Linked DNA regions of Homo sapiens: regions 2 and 3 are each linked to region 1. Evidence: read pairs that join two places in POLR2A ChIA-PET (ENCODE). Cell type or tissue: OCI-LY7. All regions are shown on one strand. Region 1 overlaps RHBDD1 (rhomboid domain containing 1). Region 2 overlaps RHBDD1 (rhomboid domain containing 1). Region 3 overlaps RHBDD1 (rhomboid domain containing 1).

What was found. ChIA-PET counts read pairs that join two places held together with the same protein. Peaks named below come from ENCODE experiments on the same cell type or tissue, not always from the same donor. Only the 100,000 strongest peaks of a DNase experiment are listed, where the experiment ranks them.
Region 2: POLR2A ChIA-PET joins it to region 1 with 34 read pairs; 5 of 35 experiments call an interaction of 5 or more read pairs at or near these places.
Region 3: POLR2A ChIA-PET joins it to region 1 with 60 read pairs; 7 of 35 experiments call an interaction of 5 or more read pairs at or near these places.

The regions. Positions count from the first base shown.
Region 1 is chr2:226,838,124-226,843,123 of GRCh38, forward strand. It overlaps RHBDD1 (rhomboid domain containing 1), which reads left to right. Exons shown (of 9, transcript NM_001167608.3): 2 at 1-31; 3 at 1,286-1,504. Among named protein-coding and RNA genes, the nearest start is that of RHBDD1, 4.6 kb to the left of the region's middle. In OCI-LY7, no CTCF peak of the experiment used is centred here; DNase peaks (open chromatin) are centred at 1,238 and 2,038; H3K4me3 peaks cover 3,237 bases; H3K27ac peaks cover 3,201 bases.
Region 2 is chr2:226,914,094-226,919,093 of GRCh38, forward strand. It overlaps RHBDD1 (rhomboid domain containing 1), which reads left to right. Exons shown (of 9, transcript NM_001167608.3): 8 at 115-258. Among named protein-coding and RNA genes, the nearest start is that of RHBDD1, 81 kb to the left of the region's middle. In OCI-LY7, a CTCF peak has its summit at 2,876 (motif pointing left); a DNase peak (open chromatin) is centred at 2,788; H3K4me3 peaks cover 1,001 bases; H3K27ac peaks cover 2,307 bases.
Region 3 is chr2:226,906,463-226,911,462 of GRCh38, forward strand. It overlaps RHBDD1 (rhomboid domain containing 1), which reads left to right. Exons shown (of 9, transcript NM_001167608.3): 6 at 331-419; 7 at 2,360-2,416. Among named protein-coding and RNA genes, the nearest start is that of RHBDD1, 73 kb to the left of the region's middle. In OCI-LY7, no CTCF peak of the experiment used is centred here; DNase peaks (open chromatin) are centred at 149, 1,309, 1,979, 2,899 and 1 weaker place; H3K4me3 peaks cover 4,072 bases; H3K27ac peaks cover 4,127 bases.

The DNA of each region.
Region 1 (5,000 bases):
TAAAGGCTACATTCACTGCAATGTTGAGAAGGTCAGTGCCAAACCGTGGCCTACACATGTCGTTTTGATGAGAGCACGCTGCTCCCAAGGCTATACCATGGCTCCTGGATATTGAGAGAGTTTTCAGATAAACATAAGTCACTTTGAATGGATTATTCTGGAAATAATTTCGTTAGCTCTGCCACCAAATTGGCACTGCCCCATCATGAAATGTTTATTTTTCGAAGGCATTAAATATTTTTTTTTGTTCTCCTCATCGGAGAGGCAGATCGCTATCTGTGGTTTTAGGTCAGACAAGCCCTGCTCTGAATCTTGCCTCTGCTACTTAGTGATTGTGTACATTAGACAAATTAACATCCTCCCCACTTGAATTTCTGTAAAGTAGGAGTCATAGGATGTGCTACTTCAGGCCATTGAATTAAATGAAATAACGCATAAAACACGTCCACCTTGTTTTAGGCACAGAGGCTCAGTAAATGTTGTGTGTCGGACAAAGGGAAAAAAGGTATTTGTTGTCTCAAACCTAACTTTATGCCATTCATTTTATAATATTTTTATAAATGAGGTAATTTTATTACCTAACTGCACTGCTTTTCTTTTTAACCATAAAATGCTGAAATGGAGTCAAAGCTTTCATATTATTGTGAATGAGAAAAAACAAACACTTGAAAAAAGTTGAAACTTTAACGTGAAAAAACACCATCTTCAGTTTTATCACTGTAACAGAGCAACTTGTAGAAATTGTTTTGGATGTTTACAGCAAGGTAAACATCCAAAGGTCAGGGGATGAGTAATAAAGTATCTTCTGTTAGTTAATGGGGACAGTCAGCTAGAGAAGGGGACACTGTTACAGGAAATGAGACCTCGTTGAAGGTATGCATCAAAGGATGAGAAAATGCTGTTAGCCCTGAAATTGCTAATATTTTTTTAAAACACGAATTCTTAATAGCAAAGTGAAAAGTTTTACATTACATTTTTTAATAAGGGATAACAAAATCTCTTACATGTATTTCTGTGTGTTTATATTGTATATGAATGTATGAGTGCAGAAAATACTTGACTCACACTAGGTCATAATTTTATTTGTCAGTATATTGGAATATGGGGGTGGGGACCAAGTATAAAAGGAAATTTTCTATATATGTAAAATTAGATACGTACATGTATATGTAAATGTTCTTTAAAAAAACTATTAAAAACGGAAGCGATTCTTTAAAAGGTAGATTTCCTTTTATGTTGCAGTCATAGCCACGTAAGCAATGGACCTCATATTTTTTTTCAACAGGGAGCCTCTTAAACAGAATCTTACCTGTAAAACTCAGGAGCCGAGAAGCTTTAAGAACAGTGAGGTTGAAGGGCACAGGCTCTTGGTCCTTGGCAGCGATATTAGGAGGCGTGCCTAGGGAACCTCGGATTCCGGGGAGCTGGACGTGAAACTCTGTGGTGGAATAGAAATCCTCAGGGCATGAGCTATACCTAAAACGTAATGGTATTAAGAATTCTGGTAAGTGGGATTCACAAACTTGTTCTGAAGACAATTTCCAAGGTTGTCAGCCATGTCACCATATGGATGGCTTCTCATGCAGAGGAGTGAGTGATTATTGAGAAAAAAAAAAACCCACCTGACCCGTATTTTACAAAGTAGGATTCTGTGCACTTTTTTGAGGAATTAGCTTTTTAAAAAATCCCTCCAAGTTGTGACAGCTGTATCGCTATTAAAAGCTATTTGGCATTTTAACTGACTGTTGTTTAGGATTACAAATGACTCGGGGAAAAAGAAACAAGGAGTCAAAGGAAGTGTATTACTTGTGTTTATAGCCCTATCATTTTTTTGTTGTATGGAAGCAACTACTCTATATTTATATAGTAAAGTGTTTTTTTAGAGTTAATTTTTAGTTAATAATGAGCCTTCATAAGAAAAATAATTTCAAATGCTAAGTATTTGTTAGATTGTTACTAATAGTGGTAGTTAGTGATATTACATTGTCTTTTTCACACATTGAAGAGGGTTTCCTGGTGACAGCTGGAGCTTGGGGGAGGGGGAGTTACTTTCAATCAACCAGCTGCTTTGTGGCAATATCATGATGGTGATATTTCAAAGCCCATAGATAACTTTGGCTGTTTCAGGAAAGAAAATCTATCAAATTTCTGGGAAGCAACAGATAATGGGCAAGAGACCTTTGGGATCTACGTGATGGCCAACTAACAATGTGTGCATTCCGGTTTGCATGTTGGGGTTATTTACCATCTAGTTTCTTGGACATTGTTACATGCACCTCATAATTACACAGTAATAGAATCTAGCTCTAAGGGCAGGAAAATCTCATTAAGGAGAGGAAAGGAGAGTGAAAAACCTTGGTGATGCACTGCACGCTTTAACATAATACCCTATTTCATTTATTCTTGATGGTGATTCTAGAATGTAAGTGGAATTTTTTGCCATCTATGGATAAAGAAACAGAAGCTCTACAGTACTGGTTGTATGATTTGCCCAAGGCCACATACTAGTACATGATGGCCTCCATATTTGACCCCAGATCTTCTGGCATTAGCTCTAGGAATGTTGTCATTACACCAACAGCTGTTTCTCCAGGTGTTAACTTGCTTATGCATTTTTAATGCAAAGTCACAATATCAGGATAGTAATGAATGAAATAAATATAAATGTTACTTACAATGACTTCAGTTTTATAAATAATATATAGGGGTGTGTGTGTGGACTTGTGTGTATGTGTGTTTTGGCAACTACATATAATTTGGGTTTTTTTTTTCTTAAGTAAAAAGTCTCTTGGGCAATACTGTGAAAAAAATTTCACTACGTTTTTTAAAAATATATTACTGATACCAGCAATATTGCAATTATGTGTGTTGCAATGAATCAGTTGTGATTCTAAATTTGAACAAACCTAGGAATGAATTTTGTGCATACTGCCCATGTAGTCGCCCTCATCCTAACATATTGAAGGAAATTTCTTGTTTTTTTCTTTCAAGGCGTATTCATTTTTCATTCATTTATTTATTTTTTTTGAGACAGAGTCTCACTCTGTTACCTAGATTGGAGTGCAGTGGTGTGATCTTGACTCACTGCAGCCGGGACCTCCTGGGCTCAGTTGATCCTCCCACCTCAGCCTCCCTAGTAGCTGGGACTACAGACATGTGCCACCACACCCAGCTAATTTTTTTTTCTTCAGCTTTTAAGTTCAAGGGTACGTGTGTAGGATGTGCAGGTTTGTTACATAGGTAAACATGTGCCATGGTGGTTTGCTGCACAGATCATCCTGTCACCTAGGTATTAAGCCCCACATCCATTAGCTATTGTTCCTCCCTGCCTACCACACCTCCCTGACAGGCCCCAGTGTGTGGTGGCTCCCTGCTCTGTGTCCATGTGTTCTCATCATTTAGCTCCCAGTTATAAGTGAGAACATGCAGTGTTTGGTTTTCTGTTCCCATGTCAGTTTGCTGAGGATAATGGCTTCTAGCTTTATCCATGTCCCTGCAAAGGACATGATTTCATTCCTTTGTGTGGCTGCATAATATTTCATATGTACCACATCTTCTTTATCCATCTATCATTGATGGGCATTTAGGTCAATTCCATGTTTTTGCTATTGTGAATAGTGCCACATTTAACATATGCATGCATGTATCTTTATAATAGAATGATTTCTATTCCTTTGGGTATATACCCAGTAATGGCAATGCTGGGTCTAATGGTATTTCTACCTCTAGGTCTTTGAGGAATCGCCAGTCTGTCTTACACAGTGGTTGAACTAACTTATACTTCCACCAACAGTGTAGTAGCATTCTGTTTTCCCTGCAACCTCGCCAGCATGTGTTGTTTTTTGACTTTTTAATAATAGCCATTCTGACTGGCATGAGATAGTATCTCATTGTGGTTTTGATTTGCATTTCTCTAATGATCAGTGATGTTGAGCTTTTTTTCATATGTTTCATGGCTGCATGTATGTTTTCTTTTGAGAAGTGTCTGTTCATGTCCTTTGCCCACTTTTTAATGGGGTTGTTTTTTTCTCCTAAATTTAAGTTCCTTGTAGACTGTGGATATTAAACCTTTGTCAGATGGATAGACTGTAAAAATTTTCTCCCATTCTGTAGGTTGTCTGTTCACTCTAATGATAGTCTCTTTTGCTGTGCAGAAGCTCTTTAGTTTAATCAGGTCCCATTTGTCAATTTTTGCTTTTGTTGCAATTGCTTTTGGTGTTTTCATCATGAAATCTTTGCCCATACCTATGTCCTGAATGGTATTACCTAGATTTTCTTCTAGGATTTTTATAGTTTTGGGTTTGACATTTAAGTCTTTAATTCATTGTGAGTTAATTTTTGTATGTAATATAAGGGGTCTAGTTTCAGTTTTCTGCATATGGCTACCCATTTCTCCCAGCACCATTTATTAAATAGGGAATCCTTTCTCTATTTCTTGTTTTGGCCAGGTTTGTCAAAGATCAAGTTGTTGTAGTTGTGTGGTCTCGTTTCTGAGTTCTCTATTTTGTTCCATCTGTCTATGTATCTGTTCTTGTACCAGTACCATGCTGTTTTCGTTACTGTAGCCTTTTAGTATAGTTTGAAGTCTGGTAGTGTGATGCCTCCAACTTTGTTCTTTTTGCTAAGAATTGTTTTGGCTACTTGGGCTCTTTTTGATTCCATAAAATAGTTTTATCTAAATCTGCGAACAATGTCAATGAAAGTTTAATGGGAATAGCATTAAATCTATAAATTACTTTGGGCAGTATGGCCGTTTTCATGATATTGATTCTCTCTGTTCATGAGCATGGAATGTTTTTCCATTTGTGTCCTCTCTAATTTCTTTGAACAGTGGTTTGTAGTTCTCCTTGAAGAGGTCTTTCACTTCCCTTGTTGGCGGTATTCCTAGGTATTTTATTCTTTTTGTAGCAGTTGTGAATGGGAGTTCATTTATGATTTGGCTTTCTGCTTGCCGGTGTTGGTGTATAGGAATGCTAGCAATTTTTGCACATTGATTTTGT
Region 2 (5,000 bases), 76 kb after region 1:
TATTATACCTAAAATAATGTTATGCCTTACTCGCTTGTCTTTGCTTATACAAAACAGGAAGTATAAAACAACAGTCCATAGCTGTGTTCTAGAACCTTTTCCTTGTGCCTTTAGGCAGCTCTGGATATCAGGATTATTATCCGCATGGCAGGCCAGATCACTATGAAGAAGCACCCAGGAACTATGACACGTACACAGCAGGACTGAGTGAAGAAGAACAGCTCGAGAGAGCATTACAAGCCAGCCTCTGGGACCGAGGTAGGAGTCTTGCGCCCTTCAGTTATTTTAAAGCATACCTCATGTGGTAAGGTAGTCTGAAAAAGAGCTATTTGTAGCAAATTAAATTTTAAACAGTTCAGAAAAAGGATATGTAGATGAAAACTGTGTGCAGATTGTGATTACAAAGAATGGGGTGTGATGCCATATTCCCAGCAACCTAAGCTAATAAGGTGCCAGACTGTGTATGTATTGTTAAAGTGGTTCTTTTTATAGTCCTGCTGTACTTGATGCTTTGGCATTAAAGTCAAGAAACTTAAAATTCTTAGATGCATGATAAAAAAAAGAGAGATTTTCTTTGGAATTCATATTTGTAAAGAAGGCTCAGTGTCACTAAGTATCAAAATATTGCCCATAAACCTCCGACAAATCTCCCTCAGCATCACATAGGCTAAGAATTCAAGCTCAGATTTGACTTCTGCTGAACCAATCTGTCTGGGGGTAGAGCCTAGAAATTTGTGTTTTGAACAGGCTTTCCAGGAGATTCTTTTATAAACCGATATCTGAAAAAACACTGTATATATTTTGCCATGTTTGTTCTAGGTTTGGATTATGAGTTTGGGTATTACTGTTTTTATTGTTTGAGTAGCGACTAAAAATCAACTGTTCATTTAAAGGGCATTTGTTAAAGTTTTATGTTTCATGTACAATGGTAGGTACAATAGGGAACACTGAGTGGTAAAAGTTGGAAACTACCCTCAAAAAGTTAACAATCTGTGTTTGGGCATATGCCTACTAGATGTGATACCACACAGGTAACCCTAGCATCAGGTGACTAAGAGAGGCTCAAGCTAAGTGTTAGACGTAGGGAGAAGATGGTGAGCTTTTTCATACCTAGAACTATCAGATTTTCACAGAGGAGATAGCATTTGAGTTGGACCTTCAAGAATGTGTAGAACTTGAAGAGCTGTGGACGGGCATTCTCTGCAGAAGTCTGAATATCAGCATAGAAGTTAGGGTCATGTTCTGCCAGCCCTCACTTTTGAATGGACAATAAGAGAAGAAAGGGAAGAAGAGTGGGAAGCTAGGCTGGGTCCGGATCGCAGGGGTCCTAGAATTAAATAGACCAAGTGGAAAGTGGATTTAGTGTGTGGTATAAATGCCAGTAGAGCTCTGCATGGGACACTGATGTGGTCAGAGCTCTGTTAAAAGAATCTGGTAGTAGCAGTCATTCTGCGAAGAAGATTGAGCACCAATCAGGTACCAAGCATTATGCTAGGTGATGAGAGTACATAAATTATGACAATATAATTTCTGACTTTAAGGAATATAGTCTTAGTAGCAACAGTGTGCATGGAGGTGGGGAATGACAACAAGCGGGAGACAAGTTGGAAGACTATATTGCAGTAACCTGAACAAGAAAGGAAAGCCTAAATTATGAAGGTGGAGAAGAAGGCATAAATCTGTATTTCTCAGGTGAAGAGTTTCAGAACTGTGATGATGTATCAGTAATCTATCACTGTGTTAAGAATCACCCTGAAACTCGTGGATTAAAACAGTAAACATTTGTTCTTGCTCATGAGTATGTGAAGCAGCTGGGCTGGGCTTAGCTGATTTTGGCTAGCGAGCTAAGGTGTCTGCGCTGGTCTGCTGGGGTCTGGCTGCTCTAAGATGGCTTCTTCTACATGCCTGCCTGACTAATGGTGGTGTTACGCCATGCCTCATTCCTCAGCCAGCAGGCTAGCCTGGGCTTATTCACCAGGCCACAGCATAAGGTTTACAGGAGAGTGCAGAAATAAACAAGTCTTATGCTGGCACAATGTCAGTTCCACTGTATTCTGTATACTGTTACTGAAGCAGGTAACAAGACCAGCTCAGATTCATGGGATAGGGAGATAGTCTCCACCTCTTGGAGGAACCGCAAAGTCACATGCAATGGTTATGGATAGAGGGAGAGGTGGAGAATTGTAGCCATTTTTGTAATCGCTGTATCACATATAGTCAGTGGACTGCCAGTATCACAGTCATTCAAAAGCATGCCTTAGCTATGGAATCCTGAAATCTGGGGAAAGGGCCCCAGAGCCTATATTTTTAACAAATTCTCATGGTTATTCCTGTACACACAGGTTTAATCACCACTGGGCTATCCATGAAATATTACAGGACAAGTAGGGCAGGGCAAAACTTCTCAGCGTGGACTTCATACAGCCTATCTCTATCCCCTTCAAGGCTGACTTCAAATAAAGTCAAAAGAGCCAAAGAACACAGCATGATAGGAAAGATTTGGACTTATATTTGGGAGACATCTTCTGATTATTATCTTCTGTTAAGAAAATGTGTATTCTAAAGTAGCAAGCCTTCATAAAGAGTGATGGAAAATCAGGGAAAAATTAGGCAGCCCGAGTGAGAATATTTGAATGTGAGACATAGAAAACCTCCCATGTTAAATGTAGTAAGAGAAAGGAAATGCAAGAAGACAAGCTTACCTTTTGTAGTTTTGTTTCTAAAGGGTTGCTATATGCCCCCATCAGTAATTATACAGGAAGTTAGTACTAGTAGTACAGGTGTCTTTTTTGAAAGAGAAAGAAAATAATGACTTCCCTCAGTAATTTGGGCTCAGAGACATGAGCATGGAAGATCTGCAGATGAAAGCACCCTCTGATGGCCCTGGTGATTTTGGAGCAATTTTATAGACTTGAATCTAGGTACAAAGGAAGGGCTTACATTTTGGGAATCAGAAGAAAGTTGGAGTAGATTTTTGAGATGTTTCCTTAATGAAGAATATATTTATTATTAAGTTAATATAAGTCATTAATATTAATTTTTCCTGTTTAACAGTAAATGGTATTGAAATATATACTAACAGGCAAAAAGAAAAAAAGACACAGGCTACCTTCAGAGATTTCAGAAAGTCATCTGATAGTAGTGTTGATTTTTCATAAATTTAAATCTTATTCTTAAAAAAACTTCTTGTAAAAATAACTCGAGAGTATACTGAACAGAAATAGAAACAACTTAAAATGTTTTACTACCCCTATTTTAAATTATTTTATATTTTTTCTTCTTACCCTTAAAACATTTCAGTTAAGAAATGAATAATTTTTACTTTAAAAAAAAGATTTTTACACATCAGATGCTATAAGACTCGCTTGGTGAGAAGAGTATTTCTGGGATTATTTTGAAGCCAAGGGTTTTGTTTCTACCTCTGTCTAACTAGTTGCTTGGTTTGAAAAAATCTAGCTTCTACTTTGTGAGTATGGAGTTACGTTCTAAAACTCCTCACAGTAGAAGATTGCTAAGACTAAATGATCCAGAGTTTGTGCTGAATTACTTTTGCTATCTGACCTTTTATTTTAACAAAATCATAGGTTTTTTTCTTCCCTTTTTTTCCTTCCTCCTACACATGTATTTTCAGAATTTAAAACAGTCTCTTCTTTCCATTCATGAAAAATCACAAAAGTATGTAGAACTTGTTTGTCTCTCAAATGGCCACTTGGTACATCTTAAACAGAGTGGCCTTGGTTAGGATTTTGAATTACGGTGAATGAAATATAAAAATAAATAATTTTAAAAAGAAAAGAAATCATAAAAGTTAATAGTTAATTGATGATTTTTGAATATAGGACTTTCTAAACAGAAAAGTAATGAAAAAATTGTGGAAGATAGACCATTGAAAACTTTGACAAAGAATTAATATAATCAGCATGTAAACTCATGCAATGAAGTAATTAATACTAACTCCTATTAGGAAAATAGAAAATAATTTTAACATATAATCCAAAGACTTATAAGTGACCAGTGTGCATCTAAAAATAATTTGCTGTATATTAGCAAAGAGTTAGTTTGTTCATCTCACTACATTTATTTTTTTTAATTTTTAATTTTTGTGGATACATAGCAGGTGTATATATTTATGGGGTACATGAGAATTTTAATACAGGCATGCAGTGTATAATACATCAGGGTAAATGGAGTATCCATCACCTCAAGCATTTGTCCTTTCTTTGTGTTACAAACAATCCAGTTCTACTCTTTTAGTTATTTTTAAATGTACAAAAAAAAATTGTTGACTCTCATCACGCTGTTGTGCTATTAAATACTAGATCTTACTCATTCTAATTATTTTTTGTACCCATTAACCATCTTCATTTCTGCTCATCCTCCACCCCAGCATCTGGTAACCGTCTTTTCACTCTCTATCTCCATGAGTTTGTTTTAATTTATAGCTCCCACAAATAAATAAGAACATGCAAAATTTGTCTTTCTGTGCCTGGCTTATTTTACTTAACACAGTAACCTCCAGTTCCATCTACGTTGTTGCAAATGACAAGATCTCATTTTGTTTAATGGATGAATAGTATTCTATTGTGTATAAGTACTACATTTTCTTTATCCATTCATCTGTTGATGGATACTTAGGTTGCTCCCAAATCTTGGCTACTATGAATAGTGCTACAGTAAACATGGGAATATAGATATCTCTTTGATATAATTATTTCCTTTCTTTTGGGCATATACCTAGCAGTAGAATTGCTGGATCATATGGTAGCTCTACATTTAGTTTTCTGTGGAACTTCCAAACTGTTCTCCATAGTGGTTGTACTAATTTACATTCACACCAAAAGTGTACAAGGGTTCCCTTTTCTCCATATCCTCGCAAGCATTTGTTATTGCCTGTCTCTTGCATAAAAGCCATTTTAACTGGAGTGAAATGATGTTTCATTGTAGTTTTGATTTGCCATTTCTCTGAGGATCAGTGATATTGAGAACCTTTTCATATGCCT
Region 3 (5,000 bases), 68 kb after region 1:
TGATAAGAGGTACAGAAAAAAAACGGAAAGCGATGTAATGACTTGTCTTGACCAAATGCTTCCACTGCTCTGGAGGAGACAACCCACTTCCCCTGGTTAAGGAGGGGTGTTGCGTTTTAAACATGTGGTGGTTGTTATTCATTGTACTTTTTTTTAAGGTAGGAGATGTTGTTCTTTGGACTGAGTTAAATGCTGCTTAGCATAAAAGACTTGATGTGGAACAAAGCCTGCAGACTGTGACTATTTGACATGCACTGGGCTAATGAGAAGACAGAATGTCTCTAATCAGCAGCAGAACAAACACTCACAAAGGGTCTCCTTCCCTCCTAGGACTTCCTTCGCTGGGCATCTGGCTGGGATTCTTGTTGGACTAATGTACACTCAAGGGCCTCTGAAGAAAATCATGGAAGCATGTGCAGGTACAGAATAAAACACCTTTGGCATGACAACAGCTTGGAAGTTCATGTTAATTTTAATGTGAACAGAAGCAACCCCAAGTTTCCCTGTGGTTCAGCTCAAGAATTCCCTAATATGCCTGTTTTTCTTTTTAAACCGAAAGGTAAAACAACCAGTGCAGTTCCTTACATTGCTCCACAAAAGAGGCTGCAAACTTAAATTTCGAATCTGATACTTTCTTAGGGGACAAATATCAGTATATATTTATACCCTCAACCTTAATGCTACCCGCAGAAAACCACGATTTCCTAAAGAATGCAGAGAACTAAAGTGCCTTTAAAATAATGCATTCTTCTATAATAGTCCATGAATTAATATACGTGCAAGGCAAAGGTGAAAAAGAAAACAAAGCCTGGACTGAAGTGCATGGCCAGTATTTTAAAGAATTCAGACTGATGACCGGGTCCTTGGTGGATGAGCCATATATTCATGCATGGCGAAACCAAGTCTGTTATTGCTTGAAGCTTAGCTCCTGCTTTTTTTAATTTTGTTTTTCCCTTCAAATTGATACTCAATGAAAATATTTCATTTAGAAATACTTGTATTTTTTAGACCTCTTAATTTTCAATGCGATTCTCATTTTGACTTGTAAGAAAACTGGTTTGCAAACACTTGTTTTATAGACTGAGTTCCACTATTTCATCTTTTATTCATGGGAAGTCTTCTGAGACTATTTTACCTTTTCTTGAACCATAAATAATTTGTTTCACAGTTTGTGCTGATGACTGGTATTCTTGAGAACCATATAATATTCATGATAGTAGAAAGCTTTCCAGGCACTGCACTGGCACCTTTATTAGCAGGTCGTGTTCACTTTTGGTTGATTTTTACAGGCTGTGTTGCATTTAAGCAGATCCTCATTTTCCCACGTTTGCTTATTAATGTGTTTCCACTGTACGTACTTAGAGGAGGCAGTGGGAGCTTCATTTATTGAAAATGTCCAGTTTTATTGTATTTTCAATACAATTTAATACTCATTAGTACTGATAAAAGAGATGATTCTCGGGAGTTTAATGTCTTGTTTCTTTTTTCTGTGTCTCATGATGAAGCGGTTAGTAAAGCTTTTTGCAGACATGTTATGAAATTTAAGCAAGTGCTTTGTTTAATTTTTAAAGAGGATTTTCCCCTAATTATAATATTTAAACTCTTAGTTTTAAAAGCCTTAAAAAATAAGTGGTGACTTATTTCTACACCACTCCATTTTCAAAGTAATAAATACAATAGCAAATTAAATAGGAAAATTAGAACACTCAGTGCAATTTGCAAATAGCCTGCGAACTCGGCCTTTTTTCTGTGAGCTGAGAATTGAAGGACACAGGAACCCCATGGAAAACGACCCAGCATGTGGAAGCTGCTGTCTGATGCCTCCTGGAAGAGGAGGGTCACCCTGAGGGTGTGGCCCTTGGCCCTCCCTCTCTCATTTCATTCAGCCGTGCCAAATTGACTGAGTAGACAGTCCTACTGCCTTCTGTAGGGACAAGAAAGAGTGAAGTCCCCTAGGAAGGGTAGGGAGGATGGCTCTCCTAACACCTTCTTTGAGGAAGGTTCTCCATTTAGCCAGAGTGTCTCTGCTTGTACAGAGACATCAAAGCCGAGGCTTGGTACTTTGGCAGGCAAAGACTAAGGAACTTCAGTGAGTGTAAATTAGGGTTTCATTTTCCACTACACACACACACACACACACACACACACACACACACACATTCTTTTCCCTGTAGGGACACACACACACTCTTTTCCAGTTAGGGCTGGCCCCCAAACAAAAGGGAGTTTATTTTAATAAGTGTTTAGAAATCATTTGAAATGACCTTGGGCTTTGTCCAGAGAACTTTCTAATTACTGGAACAATTAGCATTTAAAGCTTTATGGCTGCCATTAAAATGTTTATTTCTTTTACGTTTAGGCGGTTTTTCCTCCAGTGTTGGTTACCCAGGACGGCAATACTACTTTAATAGTTCAGGTAGGCACTGTATTTCATTTAATAAATTTTAACTTATTTTTAAAATTATAGTGTTCAGCTCTACAGAGTACTTTAGGATACTACTAGTTTCTGCTGTGGTAGGGTCATTCACATGTTGTGTAACTGTGCCTCTAACACACCTGGAAGCTAGATGGAGGGTAGCCTAGGGAGCATATTTGTGGGGGTTGGTAGGGAAGGCCAGGGAAGGAGGTAACTCAGGCATGAAAACATGGTATGATTGGTATGAGGTCTCTCATGTGTGATAAGATTCATATTAGACCTTGGTTCTTTAAGTCTCAGTCTGAGACTCTACTGCTGGGAAAGTGTTAAAAGTTGGTTTTAGGTGTATAGTTCTCCATGGCCCATCCTGTGTATATTCAGGAACCCTTGCATACCGTCAGATGCTAAAATAGGCATGCCTCTAACAAATGCCATGTGACTTAATGAGGAAGAATGTATTTTTCTAAGTATCTGTGTAAATAGATAGAAAAGACTTCCTGTTAAAAGCGTAAGACCTATTTTAGGCTAAAGCCTTTGCATTCCAGTCTGGGGTGGCTACACGGTAGTATTTTAGATCAGGCCCAGCAGCCAGGTGTTAGCCATGGCCATTGGAACACTCATGTCTTAATGCAGTGAACTGAATGTGCCCGTCCCCAAATTCATACGTTGAAACCCTAACCCCTAATGTGATGATTTTAGTAGGGTAGGAGTTTGGGGAAAAAATTAGGTCATGAGGGTAGGGCCCTCATGAATGGGATTAATGTCCCTATAAAAGCGACCTCAGAGAGCTCTCTAGCTTCCTCACTGCCACATGAGGATACAAGAAGTCAGCAGTCTGCAACCTGGAAGAGGGTCGTCACCAGAACTGACCACACTGGCATCGCAAGCTTCCAGCCTCCAGATTGTGACAAATTTCTATTGCTTAAGCCAGCCAGTCTATGGCTGTTTGTTATAGCATCCCAAATGGACTAAGATGTGTTTCTGTTTATATTAATTGAGGACCACTATAGCTTAAAGCTGAGACTAGCAGCCTTTTCTTTAAAGGACCGGACAGATAATATTTCAGGCATCAAGGGCTTTATTGGCCATATAATCTCTGCTGGAACTAACCTGTCCTTGTAGCATGAAAGCTGCCAGAGACAATATGTAAACAAGTGGGTATAGGTGTGTTCCAATAGAATCTTATTCCTAGCTCCTGCCTTTTCTACTGTGTAAGGATATGAGATTGACACTCTGCCAATTTAACCTTACAAAATAGGGCAGTTCTACTTACTGTCTTCTCTCTCTTTTGCACTCGATTTATTTTCTATTTTTTAAAAAAGAGGACTGAAGAGAACAGCTTCTTTCCTTCTTATGTGGAAGAAGCACAGTCACACAGACCAGAGAATTAAGGGCAAAAATAATAAAAAGCCCTTTTTACCTCTTTTAACCTCTGTAAAATTACTATAGTTATATGCCTTTCTCTGAAGTGATTGGATTTCTTCAAAGGCAGAGCTACTTAAGGCCAGGTGGCTATGCTAATGGTCATCTAGGGAACTTTTATGAGAGCATATGTATATCTTACAAGTAATGATTTATTCTTAATATGGCTGTCCTTAGCTGGAAAAGTCTTTATAGGTCAAAGAACCGCATGAATATTTAAAAAGCTGTTACCAATTTTTCTAATCTTGGTGGTGTTTCTTGATCTCCTTTGCCATGAAATCCTGGTATGTGTATAAGGAACAGATGGAGTAGTTAATAGAATAATGACAACCAGATTTTCTTTTACTACAGAGCCTAAGTATATAACTAAAAAAAAAAAATTAAACTAGTATTCCTCTCAGGACATAATTTAAATTTATTTATCTTAATTGTTTGATTGCTAGGTTTTTCCAGGAATGTTTATTATGAAGATTTTAAAACATCTGATTGGGCCAGTGAAACATCCATAGAAAATTTTTGGTCCTACGGGAGGAGATCTGTTCTCATTATAATAGATACTGATGAGATTTTGGGTCCTGTTGATGATCTATGATTGACGATATAGAACGTTTAGCCACACTGGTCTTTCTGATTTAAGGCACCAAAACTTTCCCATTTTCTTTCCCCATATTTTGTCTGACAAGTACCAAATTTGTTTTTATAATATTCAGATGTTTAGAGTTGTTGACTTTATTTCATTGAAGAACTGCCAGATTATTTTAAAATAAGAAATAGCATGAATAAAAATGTTTTTCTACATCAAGAAAATGTTGCCTCAAATCATCGCATGTGTATCTGGCAATTAAAACTCTAGGTAGATATACAGTTTCTATGTGGTGAGCAAATATTCAGAGACCTTGGGTTATTTTGGCTTTTGAATTAACTGAGCATTTTTGGGGGTGGATAGGTAGAAATGCTGCGTAGATCTTACATAACAGAATGGCTTTCCACATGGGTTTGAAAGTGATAATGAGCCATGTGGGAAATTACCCAATATACTTTTTGTATTCCAGTAAAATAATTGGCATTCATAGGGAATTGGGCAGTTTCTCTAAGCAGGGATTGCTGAAGCATCCCATGCTATTCAGTGACGTCTCTATAAATATTCTATTAGTGTTGCAGA